Regions from separate parts of the Homo sapiens genome. Here all the other regions are linked to region 2. Evidence: chromatin contacts called from ENCODE Hi-C data. All regions are on one chromosome and are shown on one strand. Each heading gives the region's core, a stretch centred on a gene start or an enhancer-like site at or near the end of the contact. The rest is flanking DNA. Distances are from core to core; before and after follow the strand shown. Region 1 overlaps ABTB2 (ankyrin repeat and BTB domain containing 2). Region 2 holds the start of PDHX (pyruvate dehydrogenase complex component X). Region 3 holds the start of FJX1 (four-jointed box kinase 1). Region 4 overlaps ABTB2 (ankyrin repeat and BTB domain containing 2).

Region 1 (2,700 bases), core at 187-2,686, 670 kb before region 2:
GTTCAAGTGATCCTCCTGCCACAGCTTCTGAGTGGCTGGGACTACAGATGTGCCACCATGCCTAGCTAAGTAAATATTTCTTCAGCATCCATCACTCTATAACATCAGGAGGGCTGAAGAAGCCCAGTTCACAGTCCTGTTCTCACAAAGCTTGTGGCCTGGCTGTGAAATGAGACCTTGCTGGTATAGAGTGGTCTACATGGCTCTGGCAGAATAACCCCAATGGTGCTCAGTGACTATAAAAGCATCCCTGGGGATCTGGTGACACCTTGAGCTGGTCCTGGAAGATAGAGCTGGGAAACTCAGGCAAAGATTGATAGGAGTTGGGATTCTAGGGAGGAGCCAAGGCAGAAAAGCACAAGCTGCCTTGGAACTGAAAGAACAGGGGTCTTGGAGAGCTGGGTGTTCTAAGAGCACAGAGGAGGGAAGGCTGGCAAGGTAGATGGAGGCTGAGGGTATCTAGGCATTAAGGACCTTGTATCTTCTGGCAATAAGTAGACATTGAAGGTTTCAGTGCAAGAGCAGGGGCAAATGAAGACTCCCCAGTTCTTCTTAAGGGGCCATAAGAGTCCTCTAGTACAACCAGACTGCAATCTGTAGGGCCAGGGAATCATCCCCAGCACCCATGAAGATGTCTGGCATGTAGTGCATATGCAATAAATACTTGCTCAACAAAGTGACGATAAATGTGAATCTTGAAATCTCTTCCTTCCTTGCCCAAATAGCTTAGTTTCTCATGGGAGAAAACAAGTGGAATTTATTGACATCAAATGGCAGGGTTGTGGCCAACTGCAACAATTTTTCAAACAAACCCTAGGATAAGCTTTCTGCAGAAACAGAGATAAAACTTCATCCTGAAAGAGGAGCGATGCATGTGGAAAGTGAACAGACATGGCAGAAAGACGCTTCATCATTCTAGTCTCCAGAGCAATTCCTCCCAATCCTCAGAAGCCTTCACTAAGTTTCCCTCCCTGAGAGAGAGAGCACCAACCCCAAACTTCTTTCTGCGGCTACAAATGCTCTGCTCCCTCTAATAAAGCTAAAGTTGCCATTACTGAGATCCTACCAGGTGTGTAAGGCACTTTGCAAATTACCTTCTGCCTATTTAATCCTCAGAATAACTAGGGGGGTAGAAACCATCATTGCCATTTTACATATGAGAAAACCGAGGTTCAGAGAGGTTAAGTAACTTGCCCAAGGAAGCACAGCTAGTTAAAGGCAAAGCAAGACTCACATCCAGGTCTGTCTGCCATCAAACATGTGTTTTTACCCCTATATTTACTCCTCCTTCTGATCTCTCAGGCTACACCCATGGAGTTGGCAGGTAGAAGCTGGTGGGCTAAGAGATAAATCTTCTACCCTGGCTTCTTAATAGGGGCTGGCCTGGCTGTTGTAAAGGGGAAGTAGGAGGAGCCTCTCAGAGGCAAGGAGAATGGCTCCTCCCATATTCTGTGACAACCAACACCAAAATAGAGCGGGTGAGGCTGCCCATGGGCGTGGGCTCTGCACCCTGATTTCAGAGGGCATCACTCAGCTGTGAATCATGCCTTAGTGACAGGCAAGGAGCCTGCTCAGACAGCGCTGACACTGATTCTGCTCTGGCTGAGTGACAGCCCCAGGGGAAGAGGCGGGGCTCATCTCCAAAGGGGGACCACACAGAGAAATACAGCCAGAAACACAGCTCCCGACACTGTCTCAGGCACCAGTGAAATGCTAGGGTGGCTGGCTCTGTTAAAGGGACCCTGTCCTCCTCCTTCCCCTGGGCCAACTGTTGACCGGTGTCCATGCCATGCCCAGCAGGATGTCAGCTATGCTGGGGGAAGCCGCGCACTCTCTGAGCTATAAGAGAGTACATGGAGGGTTCTTTACTTTCTCTCATTATCTGACGTGCATTTGTGTAAGACTCCTGAACTTTTTTTTATTTGCTGGGACCAGGTGCAATGCAAAAAGGTGAGTATGTTCTTCAAGTCAGAGCACTACACAGATATAAGGAATTACAGTAAAGAAAGTTAAAATGGAGTGGAGGACACAACTGTTCCTCAGGAAACAACTAAAGCAGAATGTGAGGCTATCTACAGAGACATGAGGAGTGATTCACCGCAGACTAAAAAAACAGGAGCTTGAACGATAGAAAAAGATCCAAATCATTCCTGGTATTGTTTTCCTCTTGTGCTCACTGGAAATCTGCAGCCAGTGGAGGAGACTTTCCTCACCCAGTCCCATCCTGGGAGTCACAGTGTTTAGGGCACTCAGGGATCTAAGCTGCCAAAGTCAGCCCCACCCCACTCCCATCCCCTCCACCCAGGGGCTTGCAATCCCAGGGAAGAGGAGAGTTTCATGAAAGCTGCAAAACTCACAGCAAGGCCCGGATGGTGGTTCGGAGTTCATGCTCCAGGGGTTCATGAGGCTGAGCTGAAAGGAAGTCACCTGACACAGCATGAGCCCCCACACCAGAGCTGGCCAGAGCCCCACGACTCCATGCCTGGGAAAGCCGTGGCAGGAGTGACAGCGAGGAGGCCAGATGCACGAGCCTCTTCCTGAACCATCGCATCTCCCCACTTCCTATCAGCCTTTTCTTTGGACTGGCCCCATCTCTTCCCTGGCTTGGGGCTGACTTCCCTTTAGGAATAGGTGTCTTTGGAGCATCCAGGCAGCTGATAATGACCACTGCTTAACCAGCCCTCCTCAGTCACAGGGGGA
Region 2 (2,700 bases), core at 170-2,669:
GTACGGACACTTCTCCATACACACTTGCCCAGGAACGATCTCCAGTTACCTGTCCTGTCTCCAAGATCTTCTCTCTCTCATCCAATCTTGCCTATGCAGCATTCTATTTTCAGAGTCGTCTTTGCTAATTTGGGGAAGTCACTTATTCAAACAAGAAAGTGGTTGACAAATGTTTAGCAATGAAATCTCCCGCGAGTTACTACTTTTTAATTAGGATTTTCAACCCTAAGAAAGATATAGATAGGAGGAATAAGATAGGGGGAATAAGGAAACTAATTTTGAGGGGTTTCCCTGCCTCTTAGGTGGGGTTTATCATATTGTGCTGAAACTGCTTATTCGTCTAGTTCTCCAGACCCTGGGCCATTTATCTTACGTATCCCTATCTCTGAGCGTGTAGAAGGCGCTCCATAAAACTGTTGGTTTGTGTAAATGACCGAAAACTACATGCAGCGTGAGGGTGGATTTCCCTTTGACTTCGGCTTAAGGAAGAATCGTTCCCATGATCATCCCACAATTCATCTAAACGGAGATAGGCAAGGAGCAACTGCTCAAAGGCAAAGCGCTGGCAGCTGAGGCACAGCTCCGGTTCGGCAAACGTCTCCCGAGTGCCAAACGTCCCCCCAAACGCCTAACTGGTCGTCAGGGCGCAGAAAAGAAGCTTGGGGGGCGCGGTCTTCGCCCCAGCTCCACTTCGGTGCTTCACGATTCCTTCTCTGGCCTGCCTTCCTGATAAATACCCGGTGAGGTCACCTAAACGCTCTCCTCTCTCAGTTATTTGCTTCTTTCCAACGTTTGGCGCCCAGCTCCCGCCATCGGAGCGCCCCGCCCGAGACCACTGATCTCCTGGGGCCTCGCAGCCTTGCTTCCGAACGCCAAGGTCGCGGTGCGCCGGGGTAGCGAACGGCCAGGCCCGAAACCCCGCCCCGCAGCTAAACGCCCGGCCCGCTACCCTGCGCCCAGCTCCAGCCGCCGGGTCCCGCCTGGGCCTCTCCTCCTGGGAATACCGGGCACCGGTGGCCCCGCCCCTACCTGCGCGCCGCATCTCCGGGAACAACAGTCTCCCTCCCGAGCATCACAGCCAGACATGGCCCAGACCAGGGACCCGCGCGGCCTCCAATCTCCGCACGGCTTTGCGCGCGGCGCTTAGCCTGGGATACGGCAGCGAGGCCGCAAATGCAATCAGGCGGCGCTGAGGGCAGCCCGGGGGCGGGGCGAACGGGGCGGGGGCCGGGGTCTGGTAAGGCCCCGCCGGCTGAGATATCCAGCGGCGCACCTGACTTCCCGGGAGGCAAGGCCAACGTGGTTGGAGGCGGGGCTGGGTTGGGGGGCGGGGGTTCAAGTCTGAGAGACCTAAAGGCACCGCTAGCGTCTGGGGGCGTGGCCAACCATGCGGGAGGCGGGGCCTTGATGCTGGACATCAGGCTGTGCTGCGGGCAGCCAGTGAGAAGGCCGTCAAGATGGCGGCCTCCTGGAGGCTGGGCTGTGATCCGCGGCTGCTGCGTTATCTTGTGGGCTTCCCCGGCCGCCGAAGCGTAGGGCTGGTGAAGGGGGCTCTTGGGTGGTCTGTAAGCCGCGGAGCTAATTGGAGATGGTTTCACAGCACGCAGTGGCTTCGGGGTGAGTGGCCGGGGCTCGCTCAGCTTCTCTGTGTAGCTGAGTGATGGGCCTGGGACAGGGGCAGTTATGATTGAGGGCCTGCTTTTGGGTGTGAAGGTGCGCGGGCTCCTTATTCCCTTTCCTCTTTCTCCGGTTGGGGTCCGCCGACTTGGCCTAATGCATGCTGTGAAGGGCTTTCTTGGCAGCTGAGAGAACTCGACTCTGCCCTAGGCCCCCTGGTTTGTATGGCTTTGTGACCTTGCCTTGGAATTTGGGTTATTTGTGAGGCGCAGAGAGGGTTCCCAAACTCTCCTCCCTCAGCCCCCTTTCCAATCAAGGCTCAGGTTTCTTTAGGGTTGTCAAACGTCTCGGACGAGAAAAAGCTGCCCAAGGTTGCCGAGATTGAAAAGCCACTGTTGGGAGTTCTTACTTATTCTCTAGGCCTCTCTCTGTTAGGAGGTGTTTTCATTGAGGCCAGTCGAGTTTTACCCCACGCCATGACTCGTGGAAGACTTAAATTTGTAAATTCCTACGGCATCACGATAGACAAAGGTCCAGGAGAATGTTTCAAGCAAATATTCGCTTGAAAGAGCAAACATTTAGGAGATAAATCATACCAAAAATTTATTATAGAAAATTGTTGTTTAGTAATGATATTGATGCAGTTAACACAATTCTTGCAGTATTTAACAGTATGCAAAATGGCAGGCCGGGTATTATTTTTCCTTATTTTGGGAGAAGGTTGGAGGGAGGCGGGGATGGAGAATAGGACTGACGTTTTTTAGTGTGACGTATTACCTGCCAATCATCGTTCCTGGCACTCTACAGAATGAATTTTAATTTAAATAGGTCTAGTAGACGTTGCCTTCATATTCTGAGCTACCTTAGGCTCAGAAAAAAAAAATCACACAAAGTCATATGGTAAGATGAGTGTATTGGGGTTCCTAAAGGTTCCTTAATGGGAACAATTTATTTCATTTTTGGTGTAATGTTTCATAACATATTCCTTGGAGCAGAGGTGCTTTAACAGTGTGTGCAGAATTCCTTCTCTTCCCTCCTCCAAGTTTGTTGAAATTAAACTTTTTTCCAGCTCCTAGAGATTCG
Region 3 (2,700 bases), core at 201-2,700, 700 kb after region 2:
TTTGAGAGGTGGATTCCACCATGCCCCTGATCTTGTGTCTACCCTGGGAATCTCAGTGTGGATCTGGGACTCATTCTGATACAGAGAGGTAAGGGAGGGCCGACTGGCATCCAAGTTTTCCTGGTAAATGTAACCCAGAGGTGGCTGGAAGATGTGTTGGGGTGAAGAGGTTGTTCATTTTGTTTTCTTTGCTCCTTCACCACCTCCCTCCCCCACCACCACCACCATTTCTTTTTCCCTTAAATCGTAAAAGCAGTAAATCAAATGCAGTATGGGATTGAGGTTTTTTTCCTTTCCATTTGAAAAATCCTTTTAATTGAAAAATCACATTTGGGGAACAAAGTGGTCAAATGACAGTGAATTTCAAACTTGAGAATGCTGACTTGATTAAAAAAAAAATACTGATCTTTCTTAATGGAGGGAAAATCAAGTGCATGCGGCCAGGAGACCTGAGTTTGACTTTTAGCTTCGCCCCTTGCTAATTGTGCAATCCTGAGCAACACCCATCCCTTCTCTGTGCCTCAGTTTCCTCATGGACAAAACGGTATCATTTCTTTCGAAAAGTCGTCCCTGACTCCCCTCTCCCCAACACGAGGTTGGATGGCTATAATCTCTCTTAGCAACCTGAGAGTCCCACTGGAATGTAAATTTCAGCAGCACTGGGACCCGGATCTGTGGATTTTGCTTCTGGTAAGCAGAACCAGAACTGAGGGGCAGTCGCTGTGTTGAATGGATGCATGAATGAATGGGAGATGGCCTAGGTGTTCAAGGGGCACGTGCACAGCGAGGCTTCATTCCCTGGGAGTCCGTTGGGAAAGGCAGAGCGGCCAATACTGATTGGTGCTGATGTGCGAGCTCGGAAAAGGGAGTGTCGGTTCAAAGTTGTTGGCTACAGCGGGTTCCTCTTTCCGCTGGAATCACATCCTCTGTGGCTCGGAGACATTCCCAGAGATTTACATAAAGCAGCGTGAATCACCCAGACAGAAACTGAGAAAGCAAAGGGACCCTGCCTGATCCTAGCCTGGCGGAGCTCGGAAAGAGGTGGAAATCTGTCTGAAGTTTGCAGGAGACCCGCGCTGCCTAGGCAAAGGGACCCGGCGACCAAGACACCCCCGCGAGGGCCCAGGGCGCGTCCCTCCCGCCAGGCCCCAGACTCCGGCTCTGCGCCACCCCCTCCTACGCCCCGGCGCGGGCGCAGCCAGTCCGGCTTCCTCCAGGCCCCCAAGTCCCGGACCGAGTGTGGGGCCGCCTCTCCCTCTCGGAAGGAGCCATCGCCGCTTTAAGTGGAAGAGGAGAGGAAGGGGGCGGGGGAGCGGGGGGCGGGGAGCGGAGGCGGAGGAGGGGGAGGGGGATCCCCCTGGCTCCCACGTGGTCCGGGCGCCTGTGAATCGCGCCCACCGGAGGGTCTCACAGCGAAATACAAAAGCAGCTGGGAAGCGGCGGGGACTCGAGTTCCCAGCGCCGGGCGGAGCGCCGGACAGAGCCCCGCAGCGCCCCGCGGCCGCGATGGGGCCGAAGCGCCCGAAGCCCCGGAGCCCACAAACTGCCGGGCCCGCCTCGCCGCCGGGACCCGGGTGCCTGGGCTCGGCTTGAAGCGGCGGCGGCGCACCGGCACAGCCGCGGGAGCATGGGCAGGAGGATGCGGGGCGCCGCCGCCACCGCGGGGCTCTGGCTGCTGGCGCTGGGCTCGCTGCTGGCGCTGTGGGGAGGGCTCCTGCCGCCGCGGACCGAGCTGCCCGCCTCCCGGCCGCCCGAAGACCGACTCCCACGGCGCCCGGCCCGGAGCGGCGGCCCCGCGCCCGCGCCTCGCTTCCCTCTGCCCCCGCCCCTGGCGTGGGACGCCCGCGGCGGCTCCCTGAAAACTTTCCGGGCGCTGCTCACCCTGGCGGCCGGCGCGGACGGCCCGCCCCGGCAGTCCCGGAGCGAGCCCAGGTGGCACGTGTCAGCCAGGCAGCCCCGGCCGGAGGAGAGCGCCGCGGTGCACGGGGGCGTCTTCTGGAGCCGCGGCCTGGAGGAGCAGGTGCCCCCGGGCTTTTCGGAGGCCCAGGCGGCGGCGTGGCTGGAGGCGGCTCGCGGCGCCCGGATGGTGGCCCTGGAGCGCGGGGGTTGCGGGCGCAGCTCCAACCGACTGGCCCGTTTTGCCGACGGCACCCGCGCCTGCGTGCGCTACGGCATCAACCCGGAGCAGATTCAGGGCGAGGCCCTGTCTTACTATCTGGCGCGCCTGCTGGGCCTCCAGCGCCACGTGCCGCCGCTGGCACTGGCTCGGGTGGAGGCTCGGGGCGCGCAGTGGGCGCAGGTGCAGGAGGAGCTGCGCGCTGCGCACTGGACCGAGGGCAGCGTGGTGAGCCTGACACGCTGGCTGCCCAACCTCACGGACGTGGTGGTGCCCGCGCCCTGGCGCTCGGAGGACGGCCGTCTGCGCCCCCTCCGGGATGCCGGGGGTGAGCTGGCCAACCTCAGCCAGGCGGAGCTGGTGGACCTAGTACAATGGACCGACTTAATCCTTTTCGACTACCTGACGGCCAACTTCGACCGGCTCGTAAGCAACCTCTTCAGCCTGCAGTGGGACCCGCGCGTCATGCAGCGTGCCACCAGCAACCTGCACCGCGGTCCGGGCGGGGCGCTGGTCTTTCTGGACAATGAGGCGGGCTTGGTGCACGGCTACCGGGTAGCAGGCATGTGGGACAAGTATAACGA
Region 4 (2,759 bases), core at 26-2,525, 680 kb before region 2:
CTGCACTCCAGCCTGGGTGACAGAAGGAGACTCTGTCTCAAAAAACCCCCTAACCTCCCCCCAAAACCCCAAATGCCCCGCAAAACATATACTACCCCCTCCATCATGCTGGGAGCCACTGAAGGGAGACACCCTGTCATAGTGGTTTGGTCCTCCAGTGGCTAGGGAGGTAGCTGTTTGCTAAGTGAATGTTAAGTCCATCCCAGTCGCTTCCTGCTAACAGTCCACCACGGGAAGTTAGGCATTTAATAATGAGGACACAATTAGGACACCTGGGCTTGGTGCATGAGGATTTTTCTTTTTATTTTTTTGAAGACAAAGCAAAACAAAAAAACAACCCTTTCTTTTTGAGACAGGGTCTTGCTCTATTACCCAGGCAGAAGGGAAATGGCATGATCATGGCTCACTGCAGCTTTTTTTTTTTTTGAGACAGAGCCTCCTTGTTGCCCAGGCTGAAGTGCAGTGGTGTGACCTTGGCTCACTGCAGCCTCCGCCTCCCAGGTCACTGCAGCGTTAAACTCCTGGGCTCAAGCAATCCTCCTGCCTCAGCCTCCCAATTAGCTGGGACCACAGGGGTACACCACCACACCCAGCTAAGTTTCTAAAAATGTTTTGTAGAGACAAGGTCTCACCATGTTGCTCAGGCTGGTCTTGAAATCCTGGGCTCAAGCAATCTGCCTTGGCCTTGCAAAGTGCTGGGATTATAGGCATGAACCACTGTACCTGGCCCACCTTTTTTTTTTTTATTATAAAGGTAATTATGATTATTTTTTAAAAATCAGAAAGGAATAATGAATAAAGTTTCTTTTAATACTACCTCCCAGAGATAACTATTATTAATATATTATAATTTTTCTTCAAATAGGCTTTTAGTACAAATAGTACATGTACAAATACATGTACTAACCTATCAATTTTTTAAAATCACAAACCGAATTTGAGAAACAGGAACATAATGAAATTATTTTTCACCTAATGCTGAATCCTGTATTTTGTGGACATCTTTTCAGGTCAGTGTGTTTGGATATATATTTCTTTTTAAGACCTACACAGTTTCCAGGGTCATCGCTCCCTCAAATTTGAATTGTCAGCTTGATCCCTCTCAGAAGACTAGAGAAACCATACATCCCAGGGCACCTGAAGCAGGGCCAAGCTGGGCTGCAGGTATTTTCCACAGTGCTCTGGCAAGGCCTTCTCCGTGGCTCAGTTAGGGGGTTTCCCTTCTCCCCTCCCCTCCCCTGTTGGGGTGGGGGCAAGGGTAAGAGCGTCTCCCTGGAGGAGGTGCCTAAAGCAGGCTGTGAGTCACTCAGATGAGCTTCCGGGTGAAGTCATGCTGAGAAGCTATTTGCAGACACCTTACTCAAGGAGGCCTAAGGAAAGCATGGGGGGATGCCATCTCAAGCGAGAAATGGAGAACTTTTAGATTCTCCCCTCCCTGGCCTTTCTAGAGCAGAGGCTGTAACCGGAATATCAGAGACACAGTAAATTACCTGGGATTTCCCCATCAGGGAGATTCCTGGGTTACTCTCACTGATAACAAGACTAACTACTCACACCCAGGGTCCCAGGGTGAGGCTGGGCAAGGGAGGCACCAGGGCTGGTTCCACTGCTCAGAGGAGAAATGCAATTCTCTCCTGTGCCTCAAAGTCCAGCATTGTGAGAACACCTCGGATGCCAGCTCTGGCTCCGCCTCTCACAAAACCTAGGTAAAGTGCTTTGTGCGGAATCTTTTCCTTATGAAAAGGCAGGGCTACCAGGCAGTGCCAAGCCCTGGGACAGTCAGGTAACTAATTGCCTATTGCGACTCCCAGCTTACAGGGTAATGCTACCTGCTCCTGCTTAACCTCAGAGACTGGGAATCCCAGTTCTGCCACAGAAGAGGGCCCTTTTAGTTTCCCTGAAGCACTTATACAGAGATTATTGTGTTTATTTTATTTATTTATTTATTTATTTTTGAGACAGAGTCTCGCTCCTTCGCCCAGGCTGGAGTGCAGTGGCGCTATCTTGGCTCACTGCAAGCTCTGCCTCCTGGGTTCACGCCATTCTCCTGCCTCAGCCTCCCAAGTAGCTAGGACTATAGGCGCCCGCCACGGCGCCTGGCTAATTTTTTTTTTGTATTTTTAGTAGAGATGGGGTTTCACCGTGTTAGCCAGGATGGTCTCGATCTCCTGACCTTGTGATCCGCCTGCCTTAGCCACCCAAAGTGCTGGGATTACAGGCGTGAGCCACCGTGCCCGGCCGAGATTATTGTGTTTATTAATTTGCTTACTTGCTCAGTATCTGGTGCCCCTACTCCCTCTAAAATGCAAGCTCTGCATAGCAGGGATTGCCTGAAAAATGTCAGCCACATAGATGCTCAAGACATTTCTAGAAAAGAAATGAATGCCATCAGCCAAATATCTGACCATGACCCGGGGTAAGTACTTAACCTCTAGACCTCAGTTTCTTCATCTGTAAAGCGGATATGGTTTCTTCTCTGTAGTGGTTATGAACATATCGCATAAAGCACTAAACCCAATGCCTGACACATAGCAAGAGTTCAATAAAAGGGCTCTCTCTGTTATCCTCAGAGATGACAAGGATCTTGAACCCCACAATAAACTGCTACATCTCCAATACTGAATGAATTAGCCTCTGTTCAATAAGCCCCACAGGAAGGGGAGCGGGGGAGGTCAAAAGGAATTGGTGCCTGTGATCCCACCTTCCTAAGAGGATTTGCCTATCAGAGCCATCCAGGACCTGATTGGGGATCTCCTTCT

Evidence for each region. A loop is a pair of places that touch in the nucleus more often than their neighbours do. Pooled maps may share reads with other maps.
Region 1: a pooled map shows a loop between it and region 2 (5-fold over the local background). The contact joins the enhancer-like site here to the promoter of PDHX in region 2. A Hi-C loop is called at or near these places in 4 of 37 single-sample maps with no recorded cell type and 8 of 50 pooled maps.
Region 3: a loop to region 2 is called in a map of PC-9, with 5 times the contacts of the local background. The contact joins the promoter of FJX1 here to the promoter of PDHX in region 2. A Hi-C loop is called at or near these places in 2 of 168 maps with a recorded cell type or tissue (CD8-positive, alpha-beta T cell and PC-9), 7 of 37 single-sample maps with no recorded cell type and 10 of 50 pooled maps.
Region 4: a map of B cell shows a loop between it and region 2 (10-fold over the local background). The contact joins the enhancer-like site here to the promoter of PDHX in region 2. A Hi-C loop is called at or near these places in 2 of 168 maps with a recorded cell type or tissue (B cell and naive thymus-derived CD4-positive, alpha-beta T cell), 6 of 37 single-sample maps with no recorded cell type and 9 of 50 pooled maps.

Annotation. Positions count from the first base shown.
Region 1 is chr11:34,249,740-34,252,439 of GRCh38, forward strand. The region is part of intron 1 of ABTB2 (ankyrin repeat and BTB domain containing 2); the gene reads right to left. Among named protein-coding and RNA genes, the nearest start is that of ABTB2, 110 kb to the right of the region's middle. RefSeq lists a silencer at 1,443-1,737. Within about 2 kb of position 1,437, at least 13 of the 41 ENCODE cell types and tissues checked have a DNase peak (open chromatin) inside an H3K27ac peak, as active enhancers do.
Region 2 is chr11:34,915,199-34,917,898 of GRCh38, forward strand. PDHX (pyruvate dehydrogenase complex component X) reads left to right here and starts at 1,420. Exons shown (of 11, transcript NM_003477.3): 1 at 1,420-1,617. The coding sequence starts at 1,458. APIP (APAF1 interacting protein) reads right to left here and starts at 1,181. Exons shown (of 7, transcript NM_015957.4): 1 at 1,030-1,181. The coding sequence starts at 1,086. RefSeq lists silencers at 842-1,181, 1,202-1,251 and an enhancer at 1,422-1,721.
Region 3 is chr11:35,617,010-35,619,709 of GRCh38, forward strand. FJX1 (four-jointed box kinase 1) reads left to right here and starts at 1,451. Exons shown (of 1, transcript NM_014344.4): 1 at 1,451-2,700. The coding sequence starts at 1,628. RefSeq lists silencers at 1,039-1,128, 1,159-1,488, 1,310-1,471, 1,569-1,638, 1,659-1,918 and 1 more and enhancers at 1,771-2,405, 2,406-2,700.
Region 4 is chr11:34,232,921-34,235,679 of GRCh38, forward strand. The region is part of intron 1 of ABTB2 (ankyrin repeat and BTB domain containing 2); the gene reads right to left. Among named protein-coding and RNA genes, the nearest start is that of ABTB2, 120 kb to the right of the region's middle. RefSeq lists enhancers at 1,081-1,605, 1,282-1,611. Within about 2 kb of position 1,276, at least 13 of the 41 ENCODE cell types and tissues checked have a DNase peak (open chromatin) inside an H3K27ac peak, as active enhancers do; they include B cell, where a contact is called at or near this core.